Regions from separate parts of the Homo sapiens genome. Here region 2 is linked to region 1. A link is a contact called in ENCODE Hi-C data. All regions are on one chromosome and are shown on one strand. The core of a region is the stretch at or near the end of the contact, and the rest is flanking DNA. Distances in the headings are between cores, read along the strand shown. Region 1 holds the start of SREK1IP1 (SREK1 interacting protein 1). Region 2 holds the start of PIK3R1 (phosphoinositide-3-kinase regulatory subunit 1).

Region 1 (6,917 bases), core at 1,208-3,707:
GACTAACCTCAACACAACAAGCCCCAGACTGGATGTCATCATCATCCCCTTAACCCCTGCCCCTTGTGAGGTGTTGTCATGTCAGTAAACAGCCCCACCCAATTGCTTAACAGTAAAACCCAGGTAAACCTCATTTCCTCTTTTACCTACCCACACTGAATCAATCACCAACTCCTAGTGACTCTACCACCAAAAATGTATCTTCAATTTATCCACTTCTCTCCTTACCTATTGAGACCACATCTCAGCCACACATCATTATAACTCACCAGAATTACTCCTAACTGGTAAACTTTGTCTCCAATCTACTTTCTAGCCAGAATTATCTTTCCAAAATGTGAATCTGCTTTAAAATCCTTAAATGGCTTCCTGCCATCTGTAGGATAATGCCAAACCTCTTGTCATGGCCTACAGGTCCTTAAAGAGCTGGAAACTACCTTGTAAGTTATCCTATACGATGGCAAAATGAATGAAGTACACAGTCTAGAGGAACCAGACTGACTTCTTGCTTTCCAGCTGTCTCATAATAGGCAAATTACTTGATTTCTTTGTCCCTCAGTGTCCTCATCTGTAAAATGGGAATATTAATACTCATTTCACAGTGCAGTTGTGAATATTAAATGAGATAGAATACAATGTTTGATATAGTATCTGACATATTTGACTTATAAATATTAGTCAATATTAGCTACAGTTACTATCTACTTAATTTCTCACTTACCTCCCATTTGTATTTGAGTTCTATCCACAGAAAACATCTTTCATTCTGACATATTTGACACATAAATATTAGTCAATATTAGCTACAGCTACTACCTCTGTACTTAATTTCTCACTTATCTCCCATCTGTATTTGAGTTCCATCCATAGAAAACATCTTTCATTTCCTCTTTTCACATATTTCCTCTTCCTTTACGTATCCAGTTCCTCCGACTGCAGTCTCCTCTCCCTTCAAGCCACCCCTCCTACAATTCAGATCTCCTCCTAAGTGCTACCTCCTTTGGAAAGTCCTTCTGCCCATCCTGTATGTGTTTGGTGCCCTTACTTTGTGCTAAGGTCTTGTATTTTCCTTGCCATGGCACTTGTCCCACTTTCTGTAAATTTCTCTCTCTTCACTGCTAAATTCTAAGTTCTGTGTGAAGCGTAACCATGTCTACCTTGCTCACCACTGTATTTCCAATGCCCAGTACCAGTGCCTGGCACACAGTAGGCTTAATAAAGAGTGTACATTTCCTCTCTCACAGCTCCAGATGTACTCCTCCGCAAACTTCAGTTAGTACAAAAGCACAGTGTTCCAATAACAGCTATCTGTAGAAGGAGGTTCAAAAAGGCTGCCACAGAATAAAGAACCTGGTCAAATAATACTGGGAAGTGCAGGTTTAAACAAAGTTAGGGTTCTGAACCATAGTAATTCTATAGTTCATAGTAATTCTATAGCAATTCATAGTATTCTATTCTAATAGAATAGAATCTTTTCTATTACTAAAGTGCGCTGGGAATTTCCAAGTTGGGAGGTGGGGTGGAGAAGTGTGTATTTCTGAAAATGTCTCCTGCAATCAGTGTTCTGCAGTGGCAAAGCTGGTTTGAGGAGATGCTTTCCGCTACTAGAACTTCCAAGTAAGCTGGTAGTTGAGGACGAGAAAATCTTTTAAGTAATTATTCTGCAGAGTTCACCGTTTTTAGGTCAGTAACTTCTGGACATAGAATTTGAGAGTTAGAAGAAATCTTATATATAATTCAACAAAGCTCCTTCTTTTTATAAGGAAACTGAGGCCCAGAAGCACAAAGCGACCAATCTATGGCCACGGAGCAGCTACATACAACAGGAAGAGCTAGGAGTAGAACCCGCACACCCGGTGGGTCCTAGCGACTTCTAAGACAAACGATGCCTCCGGTTACCTGGGTCGGCCAAGTGTTCCCACTTCAAGTTTTAGTTTTAAGCCATACCACAGTTAAGGTAGTTTTTCTCGGCCGCTTGCCCCCTTAGGCCTACAGTTACAGTCTCTCCCTCCTCCCTCCCTTCCACAATACACTTTCCCTGTAATCCCAAGCAGCTGGGGCTTGGCTCCTGGGGGGAAGATAGTTATTTTCTTTCCTTCAGAGTTTATGTTTGGAGTGTAAACTTTTTCATGTAAACAAAACAAACCTGTGAATTTTAAGGCCTCCGCCTAAATCCCCATGGGCGCTGCTCCGTACACGCCGCACCCTACCCTACCCTCCCTTGCGCTCCCTTCGGAGCTCGGACGCAGAGGCCCTGTAATTGCTCCTTACCTGGGACTGCCATGACGGTGGTAAGAGGGGTAACTCGAGCCTCTGGCTTTCGAAAAGGCGCTTGCTTCCCGCCAGCTGTGAGAACAAGGCACAGTCAAAGCGGCGTTTTCCTTCCCCCAGCGCAGCAGCACCCTCGCTACGGTCGGGAAGGGCCTGTACGCCTCTAGCGACGGCAGAACCAGTAGATGCGGATGCAGTTTCCGGACGAGTCATATTGCAGAAGACACATGGTCCGAACCATTACTGATAGTTTTGGAGGGGGAGTTAGTTTGATCTGCACACGAGAGTAGTGTAAACACCGCCAACACTTATGAAGTGTCCCTTCTAATATTGTAATACAAATAACATAAATAACATTAAGCTATGGTAACTTTACGGACTTTTCTCGTTCCCTGGAGTACATTGGAATAACCCTTCTCAGGGTTAGCGGTGCTCGGGTCCGGTAACAACATGGCGGCGTCCGTGAGGGGCTCCTTTGGGCAGGGGTAGTGTTTGGTGTCCCTGTCTTGCGTGATATTGACAAACTGAAGCTTTCCTGCACCACTGGACTTAAGGAAGAGTGTACTCGTAGGCGGACAGCTTTAGTGGCCGGCCGGCCGCTCTCATCCCCCGTAAGGAGCAGAGTCCTTTGTACTGACCAAGATGAGCAACATCTACATCCAGGAGCCTCCCACGAATGGGAAGGTGAGAGCCTCATCTAGGGAACTTGGGGTCCTGGGATCCCCAAAGTGAGATTTCCCGGATTTGGGGTGGGGAGTGGGTTTCAGGATCTCGTGGTAGGAAGAGACCACGAGAAGTGTTGTCTTTACTCCTGCATGTGGACAATGTTGCATCGAAACACTGATGTTGGTACTTTTCAGGATGTACTTGAAGAAGTCAAGTGGAGATTTCTCTACCTACCAGCATTCCGGTCCTATTTAATGCTTTAACCCAACTCATGCAGCCGATTTCTGGGGTCTTAGGTTTTTAAACAGACATTTTTGAGTTTGATATATTCTTTGCTTAACTAAGGTCATTCATTCTCCATTTCTTCTACAATCATTAATTGAACGCCTGCGAGGCACTGGGCACTGTACTAGGCGCCGGAGATACAAAGATGGATGGGTAAGGTAGTTGTTTTCCCGGAAAAGCTTATAGTTTAGTTTGTGAGACAGACAGGTAAACAAAAGCCTGTATGTCTGATAAGCGTGCTTGTGGAGAAGAGACCAGGTTGCTATGGCGGTACTGAGTAGTGAACAACTGGGGAAGTTAGGAAAAGCCTCATGGAAAAGATATCTTTTGAGCTGGTTTTAAAACCTGAGATGACTGTCAGTCAGAGAAAGTGGGAAATGGGGACTATTACCACATTAGAATGGGGAAAGGTTTCTCTGATTGATTTGATGGCTAATGTATGCCAATTCCCATCCAAGATGTTTGTATGCTGTACAAGGCAGAAGAGTCTGTTGTGGAATAAGTGTCACCTGAATTCTTAAATTGAGACCTAGCTTATATCACATATGAAATTTGATGAATCAGCATATTGGAGAAAATGAGATTGGAAGTATATAGTTGAATTAAGATAAGCTAAATTTACACAACATACCATCCTGTTTGTTACATGATTGCATCATAAATAATTTATACAGTCTTTTATTCATTGACATTTGATAATGTAATGAGAGCAATTTAAAAGTGAAACCAAAAATGCTGTAATTCCCAGCAAAAATGTAATGGATATTTTATGGGCAGACCAATTCTTTCAATTCTTTGTTTGAACTTCTCCTGGGCATTGTAGATTAGTATGTCCATCCCACCCCTCACCTATCTTATTTAATATCAATGTGAAAACCCAAAATACCTACCTCCTCCTATTTCCAAATGTTTCTTGAGGGCAATATCACCCCCAGTTAATAAACACTGGTAGAGATTGAATAGATTTACCATCCTGCCAGACAGGGCCTTCACACTTGCTGTTCCTCTGTCTAATCAAGTGTTGACCTTAGCAAAGAGCCCTTTCTTATCTACTTTCTATGAAATAGCAAACTTCAATCATGCCTTGCATCCCAGCAGTCTCTGGCCCCCTTAACCTTTTTAGTTTTTTTCATGGTATTTATTAATTATTTAGTATTACTGTATCCTTCCTCCTACCTTCCCCCTATAGAATGTAAGGAACATAAGGGCAGAGACAAGCATCTGGAACAGTACTTGATACATGATAGAAGGAGTTCAGATAGGTATTGAATAAATGAATGGATGGATGAATTAATACTATATTTTTCTTAGTTTTTGAGAAGTATTAAGCATCAGTGAGTTTGAGGTTATACTGCTGGTCAAGGACAGACTTAATTGCTTTATTCTAAAGCAAGATTTGACATGGTCATATAGATGAAAAGCTTTAACAAGGATACATTCCTGAATAGATTATTCATTCAACAAATAATGATTGAGCAAATCAATTGCCAGGCTCTATGCTAGGTTTTAGGGAGACAATGGAAAGAAAACACAGCATTGACTCAGTTGTCATGAGTTAGTTGAGTGAAGTATACATTGACTGAATAATCATGCAAATAAATGTTTAATTACAAAATGTGATAAATACTATCTTCTGAACAGAAATAGGCTGAATGATAACATAAGGGCCCAAGTTTTCATCCAAAAACAGCTTGGGACTTTTTCCAGCATAAGGCTCATCAAAGATATTAAAGCTTCTAAGTTCTGTAAGGTTAAGAGTGTGGACAAAAATTTGGTCTGTGAAGAATTTGAAGCACATGTAATAAGTCTGTTCAACGAATGTTTATTGCCTTTACTATCTAATGGTACATTAGGTGCTGAAAGCGTACAGAGACATTCAGAGTAAATGGGACAAAATTCCTCCCTTCAAAGAACTTAGTATCAGCTTGGGAAGTAATTGATACATGATACCAGTGCTTGGTCCCTGGTTGTCCATAAATGTTCTGTGTTTTGCTGTAACCCTAGCCCCTGAAGATGAGGCAAAGAAATGTAGTACTTGACAGAAAGTTTTTAAGCATAAGAGGTAATTCCCTGAAGATGAAATTTCCACATATTATGATCACTTATTCTAAATTGTGTCTGGCTTCTTCACTTAGTGTAATGTTGCTTTCAAATGATAGGGGTCTGTCTTCCTGTTGTACACACTTAGTTTTTAAATATCTTGAAAATCAAAATGGCTTTATAAGTATATTTGCATATATGTTTATAAGAAACATGATATTATCAAGGTATTAATTGGGAATTTTAAGAGAAAGAGCCAAGGAGGCCTACAAAGTAGTGATGACCAAAGAGAATGTATGGCCAGAGGAGGAAGGAGCCATATACCTTCTTTATTAATTCAGTAGCTTATTAATGAAAAGATTAAGAAACCCTGGTGAGCAAAGTGGCCCGATTATATATGCATTCTTTTTACTAGGTGTAAGTTGCCTGTGGCCAAAAAACCACGTAATAATGACTATCATTTTTTGAGCACTTATTATTTGTCATTTACTTTTCTAAGCAGTCTATGTATTACAGCTCATTTTGTCCTCACAGAAATCCTAAAAGATATTATTATCCCGTTTTTAGATTAGGAAATTAAGTGACAGAGATGTCAGATAGTGTGCGCAAGGTAACAAAGCTAGTAAATGGAAGGGCCAGTATTTGAATTTGGGCATCCTGATTCCAGAGCCTGTGGAGGGAGGGATGATGTAATTAGTGTGTTCATTAGAGCAGTGGTTTCTAAACCAGTGAGTGCATACTTCAGTGGGTGTGCAAAACCATCCATGAGCTGTGGGGAGAAAATCTATATATATTTGTATTTTTTTCCTTTGTTTAAATTCATTATTTAATATATATAAAAAGATGATGACTGGGTGCAGTGGCTCATGCCTATAATCCCAGCACTTTGGGAGACTATGGCAGATTGCCTGAGGTCAGGAGTTCAAGACCAATCTGGCCAACAGGGTGAAACCCTGTCTCTACTAAAAAAAATGCAAAAAAAGTAGCCGGGCATGATGTTGTGAGCCTGTAATCCCAGCTACTCAGGAGGCTAAGGCAGGGGAATTGCTTGAACCAAGGAAGTGGAGGTTGCAGTGAACTGAGATCACACCACTGCACTCGGGTCTGGGAGACAGTGAGACTCTGTCTCAAAAAAAAAAAAAAAAAAAAAAAAAAAAAAAGTCCAGGCGCAGTGGCTCATGCCTGTAATCCCAGCACTTTGGGAGGCTGAGGCGGGCGGATCATGAGATCAGGAGCTCGAGACCAGCCTGGCCAACATGGTGAAACCCCGTCTCTACTAAAGATACAAAAAATTAGCTGGGTGTGGCGGTGGGTGCCTGTAGTCCCAGCTACTCGGGAGGCTGAGGCAGGAGAATTGCTTGAACCCGGGAAGCAGAGGTTGCAGTGAGCCGAGATCGTGCCGTTGCACTCCAGCCTGCGCAACGGGGTGAGACTCTGTCTCAAAAAAAAAAAAAGGCACTTTTTTGGCATTGTGGTGTAATTTTTCATAACGACTAGCCAAATAGATTTATAGACCATAGTATTTAGATTAACTAAACCAGCCATCACAAATTTCTTATTGAAGATATTATTAATAATATAAACAAGCAAATCATAAGAACATGATAGAGCTGATACCTCAGCATGGGAAGTCTGTCAAAAAAATCAGAAATTAT
Region 2 (6,917 bases), core at 1,377-3,876, 3.4 Mb after region 1:
AAAGCTAATTCTAGCACTCACAATATTGATGTAGCTGGAATGATGATGCCAAATGAGAGTATCCTACCATACTTTGGGGAGAATTCTTTCTCAGCCTATAGCTACTCAGCCTTTCTTGACATTGGGGGGTCCTTGACTTCTTATGCCTTGTATGTGACACCCCTGTATCACCCCTTTCGTTGCAAATTGTACATCTTCTGCTATTTCGAGCTCCTTGCTGGTGTCACTACCTGCTGGCCAACAGTTTGGCCATTACTGATTGAACCATGGTGTTTGGGTACTTAATGTGAGTATTTTATTGCAGAGGTTTTCAATCAGTGTTTCCAGAAGCCTTAGAGTAATAGTTCTGAAACCATAGGGCATGCATCAGATCACTTGGAGAGCTTATTAAAATACAGATTGCTAGGCTCCACCCTCAGCATTCCTGATTCAGTGAGGACAATTTGAATTTCCAACAAATTCTCAGGAGATCCAGATGTTTCTAGTCCAAGGATCCAGAGGTTCTAGACAGAAGGAAGGGAGGTGGTGCAATGGGCCTCTTGGTCTTGTTACATGACTTCTTATCTTATAGTTGTATTTGGGGATTCTAGACTAGATTTTATTAAATAAAAAGATTATTTTTAAAAAAGCTTGAATACTGCTGTTTTGTTGCCTTTGCTTTTGTTTCATAGAAATCAATTGAAGGTGAAAATAAATAAAAATGCTAATACTAGTGATATGGGGAGATATCATCAGTTTAAAACAAATGAAATACTGAATTTATTTAGTATATGAAAAGAGAGCCTTATTTTCTTCCCTTGGGACACTCTTTATGATGAAAAAACGTAAAGGAAATACAATGTATGCTGGAAATAAATTACTAAAGACTGTGTCTAAATGAGGAGGTGCATTTGGGAATTTTATTGTTTTTAGGTTTGCGGGTGAACAGAATCCCACTGCAATAGTGCATAAGACTCTTTCCAGCTATCTCCAGAAGAAGGAGATAACTAGCAAGGTTTTCACTGTTAGAGTTTGTTCAGAGCGGAACCTAAAGGAAATACTGGGAAGGTCACAGCAGTTTCATCTCAGCTTATTGGATTGGATCAAAGTAATTCTACTGCAAGGCAAGGTATATCATTCCATTTACAGACAGAGAATGCATGAAGTCCTTCATTTCACACAGTAGGTGTGAAGAAGGTACCTTGGTAAATTTCCTATTTGCTTTCAGATAAAGTGTATTCTTAAACATGATGTGGGTAGCTGCCTGTTTTTGTGTCGCCTCTGCAAGAGACATCTTGGAATAATAGAAACACCAGTGTCTGAATAGCCTAAAGTGGAGCTTACTTTTCTGTTAGGTGAGTCACCTTTAAAAATGATATTTTTTAAGGATAAGCGATGAATTTTAGGACGTTCTTCCCTCTACTTCCAACGTCCACAAGAATAAACCACCAAATTCAACGTTTTACAGAGGCCAAGTGCTTAGGTTTTGTGTGTTTGTTTTTAAGAGTTTTCTTGCAAGGAAACTGGGAGGGAACTATAAAAGGGCTTTAGGCAAACAGGGTGGGCGGGTGCAGGGCTTTAAGCTGCAGAAAGGAGAATCTGGAAAGAGCTTTTAGGAAGCAGATTCTCACATGTTTTAATATGAAAGAGTGGCACACGTGGTGCTGGCATTCCATCTTACCATCAGTGGAAGGTTTGAACCAACATCAAATTTTTCTGGAGCAACTTAGGTAATTATTACTTGAAGAATATGCATTTCAAAACTAACACCTTTAAGAGACAATGTAATTCACCTGCGCTTCCCCGCCCCCCCCGCCCGCGCCAACCCCACCCCCCGCCAACCCCGCCCCCGACTCCGCGAACGCCGAGGGGCCCGTGGTCTGCCTGAGTGACCTCCATTTGCTCTGTCATCTCAGGACTAGAAGCCATCAGCCAGCGTACGCCCTCAGAAAACTCTCTTCCCTTCTCGCGGGTCCGCCTGGCTCCCGGAGGCGGCGGTGCCAGGCTGCCGGAGTTAGCCAGCGGCAGGCTGCGGGCGCCCGTCCCTCCGGTTCACCCTTTCACCCCTCCTTCACCCCCGGAGCGCCAGGCGGGTGCCGCGGGTTTTCCGCCCACTCGGAAGGCAGTGCTGGCGAGACCAGGAATTGCAGGGCCTCTCCGCTTTGGCGAGCTCTGGAATCCGAGTCCTCCCCACCCCAGCCACTCTGCTGGGGCGCTAGGGGCTCGAAAAAGCCTGGGGTTGGCTGAAAGACACTCGGATTAGAGACGCAGCCAGCCTCCAGGGAGGTCTGAACTTGTCTTCGACCTCCCCGAACCCCTCCGCCTCTGCGCTGGGAGACGCCCAGCAGCCGGGCGGGCCCGGGACGTGTAGAGCCAGAGCACTCCGCAGCGGAGGCAGCGCGCGGCACGGCCGCCCGGGGCATCCCCGCGGCTGGGGGGCGGAAGGCGAGGGCGGTGGCAGGAAGGGTCCGCCAGGCCTGAGCTCGCTCCCCCACTGCCAGCCGCCGGCTCGGAGGCCCGAGCCGTGCGGACGGAAAGGGGCGGAGCCGCGGGCTCTGGTTGGTGTGGGCTCGGGGGCGGGGCGCGCGGGGCCGGGCCGGAGGCGGGGCTAGCGCCGGGCGCTGGAGCTGCGGGCGCACGGAGAGGAGTCGCCAGCAGCTGGAGCGGAGTTGGAGGAAGCAGCGGCAGCGGCGAGGGCGGCAGGCTAGCTGTCGGAGACGGCAAGCACGGATCGGGCACGGCCGGCGGGTCGCAGCCGGGCTGGAGGCCGGTCGGAACCGAGCGGGCAGGAGGCCACCGCTGCAGCGCGGGCCCCGCAGAGGAAGGAAGCCGGCGGGCGGGGTAGGTAGGCAGCAGCAGCCCCGGGTGTGTGTGCTCGGGCGGGGGAGGCGGTGCATGTGTGCACGGCTGCCGCGACTCTCTTCCTGTCACTGGCAGCGGCTTCTCCTTCTGCAGAGCCCCGCCGGGGGGAAGCGGGCTGGCCACCGGCCCTCCCCGCCTCCGGCATCTCCTGGCCGCCGGGCAGCACTACCCCCGCGCGCGGCCGGCGTCCTGTGAGATCCCCGCCATCCTGACTCCCGTTTCCCCCGTCCTCCTGCGAGCTGGTCCTGCACGCCGCCGGTCGCATTTGCCCCCGGAGTTGCCGACGAGCTCGGGCTTCCTCCCACCCTCCGTCACCGCACACTTCGGAGGGTCCCCGCTGTCGCCTTGCTGCAGTTTTCCGGGGCCCCTCACCGGAGGAGAGCGCCCTGGCCGCTGCCTTCGTGTTGCGGGAAGGAGCGCTCCCTTCCCCCGTGGCCCTCCAGCTGCAGCCAGGGTCGCTGCCCGGGCCCTTCCCGGGGCGGGCGAGGCGGCGGTGGTCCCCGGAGCTCGTCCCCTAACCCCCGCCTTCCGAAGTTTGCCGCCCTCCTCTTCCGGGGTGGGGGAAGTGCGCCTCGGGGCGGTTGGTCGCTGGGGCCCTAACTCAGCGTTTATTGCCAGCCAAGCTTGGGCAGGTTGTTGGAGGCATATTTAGTGGGGTCTTGGAACCGCCCGGAAATCCAGCTTTTGGAACGTGGGGCGAGGCGGGAGGGACCTGCCCAGCAATATGGAGCCGGCTGGGGAGAGCCAGGGAGCCTGCAACCCGGAGCTAAAATATCGTGGGCAATTCTCTGGAAACCACAGCTCTAACCTAAGCTCAGAAACTGCCCCTCAGATCACAAGACAAAGAGAACAGAAAACCTCTGGCCAGGCACTCCTGTACAGAAATACACTTTGATAACCAGAATTGGAGCCTGAAATGCAAGGATATATGCAGAATGGCTGTTACGTGTTGAATGCAGAATGTGTGTCAACTGGGTTTGGGGGAATTCTTCTGTTTCCCGGGGCGCTATTAATATCGGAAAGGTCTCACTTCCACCGTTAATCCCTTGAGCTGCAGCGCTGTTGGTGTCCGAGTGTGAGTCTGCTCTTTATTTGGGGGCTTCATGATTTTAGGTTTTTTTTCTTTTTTCTCTTCTTTTCCTCTTTGTCAGCCAGTGCGAAGTACCAATGGATAAAGCAGTTCCGGGTTTTGAATGCAACATAAGATTGTCATTTTGGTGTGATGAGGCTCAAGTTTTAGTAATCAGGAGGGATATTCACAGAGCTTATTGGTCAAGGCTTGATGTGGAGTTATATTTTAATGCTTCATTAGTTCTGTTACGTTTTGGCAACCTTAAAGATGGTTAGATATTAGCTAGGAAGGGTTGGAGTGGGCAGACAGGTTCATTTCTTAAGCAGGTTATTAGAATATTAGATTGTCACAGTTTGAATTACTAGGAATTTGGTGACTTCTGCACAGAAGGCCACAAGTATCTTTTAACATTGAAAAAGGAAGAAAAAGCAACTCACTAGCTATACAACTTTTTGACAGATTACACTGTTCTTGAAAAACCGTTTAGAAGAAAGCAGATAAGAGTTTTCTTAGGTGCAAAAGTTGATTAAACTTTAGGAAGCAAGTGTTTTTGACCAGTATAAAGAAAATAAGAGTAATGTGTGGGGGTGTGTGTGTGTGTGTGTGTGTGTGCGCGCGCGTGCCTGCGGCTAAAGTTTGGGAAGAAATGTTGGTTCAGAGTTAAGGTTTAAGTTGGAAAGGCCAGTGGAGGAGGCTCCCTGCCTTGCAGAACTGCTGGGTATTGTCACTGCTTGCCTCTTCAGCTTTTATATGCAGGTAGGTACTAGATAATCATATTACTTTTTCCAGAGAAGTGGATAGATTTTTATGATTGGGAGAAAGTTTAATGTATCTGATACTGGCTTGCAAAGTGTAATGTGCATTTACTTTTAACTTTCATCTTGACTTGGGACCTGTTCTTAGTTGCATAACAGAACTCTGCAGTGTACACACTGCTATTTGATGTTTTATCTGCTTTTTAAAAATAATGATATCAGTGAGTCTCTTCCTATCCATGATGCTGTATAGTCAGTGTAAAAAGCATTTTGTTTCCCATTTATTGAATGTTTTTTCTTTAGCGATTTCTTGAGTTTAAATATACTAAGCGCAGGAAATCCTCACAGAATAAAGTTGGTTCTGGGAAACAGAAGTGGAACAATAAGTTATAGGAATACATATTTTGATTATAGACAGTGATGATGGTGGTATGCGTTTATCTTTTGGTAATGTCAGTTTCACCTAACGTGATTTTTGAAGGACTTTGAATTGTAAATGCAAACCTACTCAAACTAACCCAAATTTTGTACTGTTAAAAGTTTTGGCCATTTCTTTACATTTTTCCATGACTGTCATATAATTTTTAGGTTGATATGTTGATTGAACATATCAACCTAAATTGATATGTTCAATCAACATATTGGTCGTTCAGGGGAGTATTGTAAAAAGGCATCTACTCTGAAAGATTGTTCACATGATCATTAAAATAGGAACAATTCTAGTTCAGCTTTTATTGTGTTTGCATTTTGTGATTTGCAAAATACATGTTTTATTGAATAAAGAGATGGTGAATGAGCAGGCTGAAAAAAAATTGATTTTTATGCTCAAGTAGAATATAGCCAGTTGAGATAATGTTTGTGTTGGGTTTTGGAATTCTCTCACGTCAAGGCATACACAATGCAAAAGATATTGTATGTTTCATATGAGCTCCTCCAGCTCTCCCTCTTGCAGGGCACAGGGTTTGCAAGTGAAGGCAAGAGAATGAAGCATTTTAATGAAGCCCTGGAAGACTAGAAAGTTAGTTATCAATGGAAGGAATTATCAAGTTAGTTTTTACTTTAGAAAGCAGAATATAAATTATATCACAGCTTTTTATCAAAACCTAGGTTTTAATTAATTTTCAAAGTATTCATATCATTTACTGCATTTTCCCATGCCTCCTTTACGTACACCCTAATGCCCTAATGTGATTACTTGCCATGATTCTGCCAATACTTGTATGGAGTTACTTGCTTAAAAGAGTGGCAATTAACGACCATTTCATGTACATTAAGCCACATGAGCTGAAAAAATAGACTATATAGTTACTTATAAACTTGTCTGTATGGCCTTTATTTATCCCCTAGGTGTTAGGTGTTTATTTATTTGAAAGGCTAGAGTGATTGTAGTATAGTGTTATTGGAAAAAATGTCTACTGTAGAAACATCTTTGGAGATTTTATTCTGCTAGCATTGTTTTCCTTAAAGTAAATCAAATACATATCCACAGGCACCTGTAGTCAAAATAGTTGTCAGGTTAATGATCATCCAAGAGAGTATTGAAGTCACAGGAGTCTGGCCACAGTGTGAGGAGGCTCCACCAGTGAGTGTAGTGAGTTAATAAAGCCAAGGCATCTGGACCAGCCATTCCTTGCCTGTTGTCTTCCTCCCCGGATGTCCCAGTGTCCCAGCCTGGGGTTCTGCCCCAGGATCAAGGGCTGTACCATGAGGACACAGCTACTCATCTCTAAATCCTGGGGATGCACACACACATGTACACATCCCTTGGCCTCTCCCAGGCCTCCTTTGTCCTGACCTCTGTAGAGCCGTCCTCTACCTCAGGTAAGGAGAGAACTACATGGGCAAAGTCCACACTCAGCCTTTATCTATTTACTCCAAAAGGGGTTTAAGACAGCGGGAGTTTTATTTTAGCTAGATTCAGGATTCACTTAGAACTGTTTGCAGAGTTAAGAGGCAATGCAGAAGAAAATCCCTCATAAATGTTTGTTCCTCTGTTAAATCTGAATTGTATAAATGGCAGTAGGTGACATTCAATACTAATAGAAATAATAGTAATATAATAGTTGCAATTTACTAGCTATGTAACTTTAGGCAAAATATTTAACTTTTATCTGCTTGTTTTCTCATCTGTAAAATAGAGATAATTGTTGTACTTAGAGTGATTGTAATGGTTAAATGAGTTGATATATGTACAACTCTGAGAACTATGTGCCTGGCACATAGTAAGTACTATGTTGGCATTAATTATC

What was found. Hi-C counts contacts between places; a loop is a spot of excess contacts on that map. Pooled maps may share reads with other maps.
Region 2: a map of B cell shows a loop between it and region 1 (20-fold over the local background). The contact joins the promoter of PIK3R1 here to the promoter of SREK1IP1 in region 1. A Hi-C loop is called at or near these places in 2 of 168 maps with a recorded cell type or tissue (B cell and naive thymus-derived CD4-positive, alpha-beta T cell) and 7 of 50 pooled maps.

The regions. Positions count from the first base shown.
Region 1 is chr5:64,766,234-64,773,150 of GRCh38, forward strand. It overlaps SREK1IP1 (SREK1 interacting protein 1), which reads right to left and starts at 2,458. Exons shown (of 5, transcript NM_173829.4): 1 at 2,272-2,458. The coding sequence starts at 2,284. It overlaps CWC27 (CWC27 spliceosome associated cyclophilin), which reads left to right and starts at 2,697. Exons shown (of 14, transcript NM_005869.4): 1 at 2,697-2,955. The coding sequence starts at 2,914. It overlaps LOC124900985 (a long non-coding RNA gene), which reads right to left and starts at 2,263. Exons shown (of 4, transcript XR_007058787.1): 1 at 722-2,263. RefSeq lists silencers at 7-146, 2,209-2,503 and enhancers at 1,742-2,468, 1,840-3,039, 2,191-2,280, 2,431-2,750, 2,469-3,193.
Region 2 is chr5:68,213,130-68,220,046 of GRCh38, forward strand. PIK3R1 (phosphoinositide-3-kinase regulatory subunit 1) reads left to right here and starts at 2,627. Exons shown (of 16, transcript NM_181523.3): 1 at 2,627-2,820. RefSeq lists silencers at 1,804-2,023, 2,244-3,343.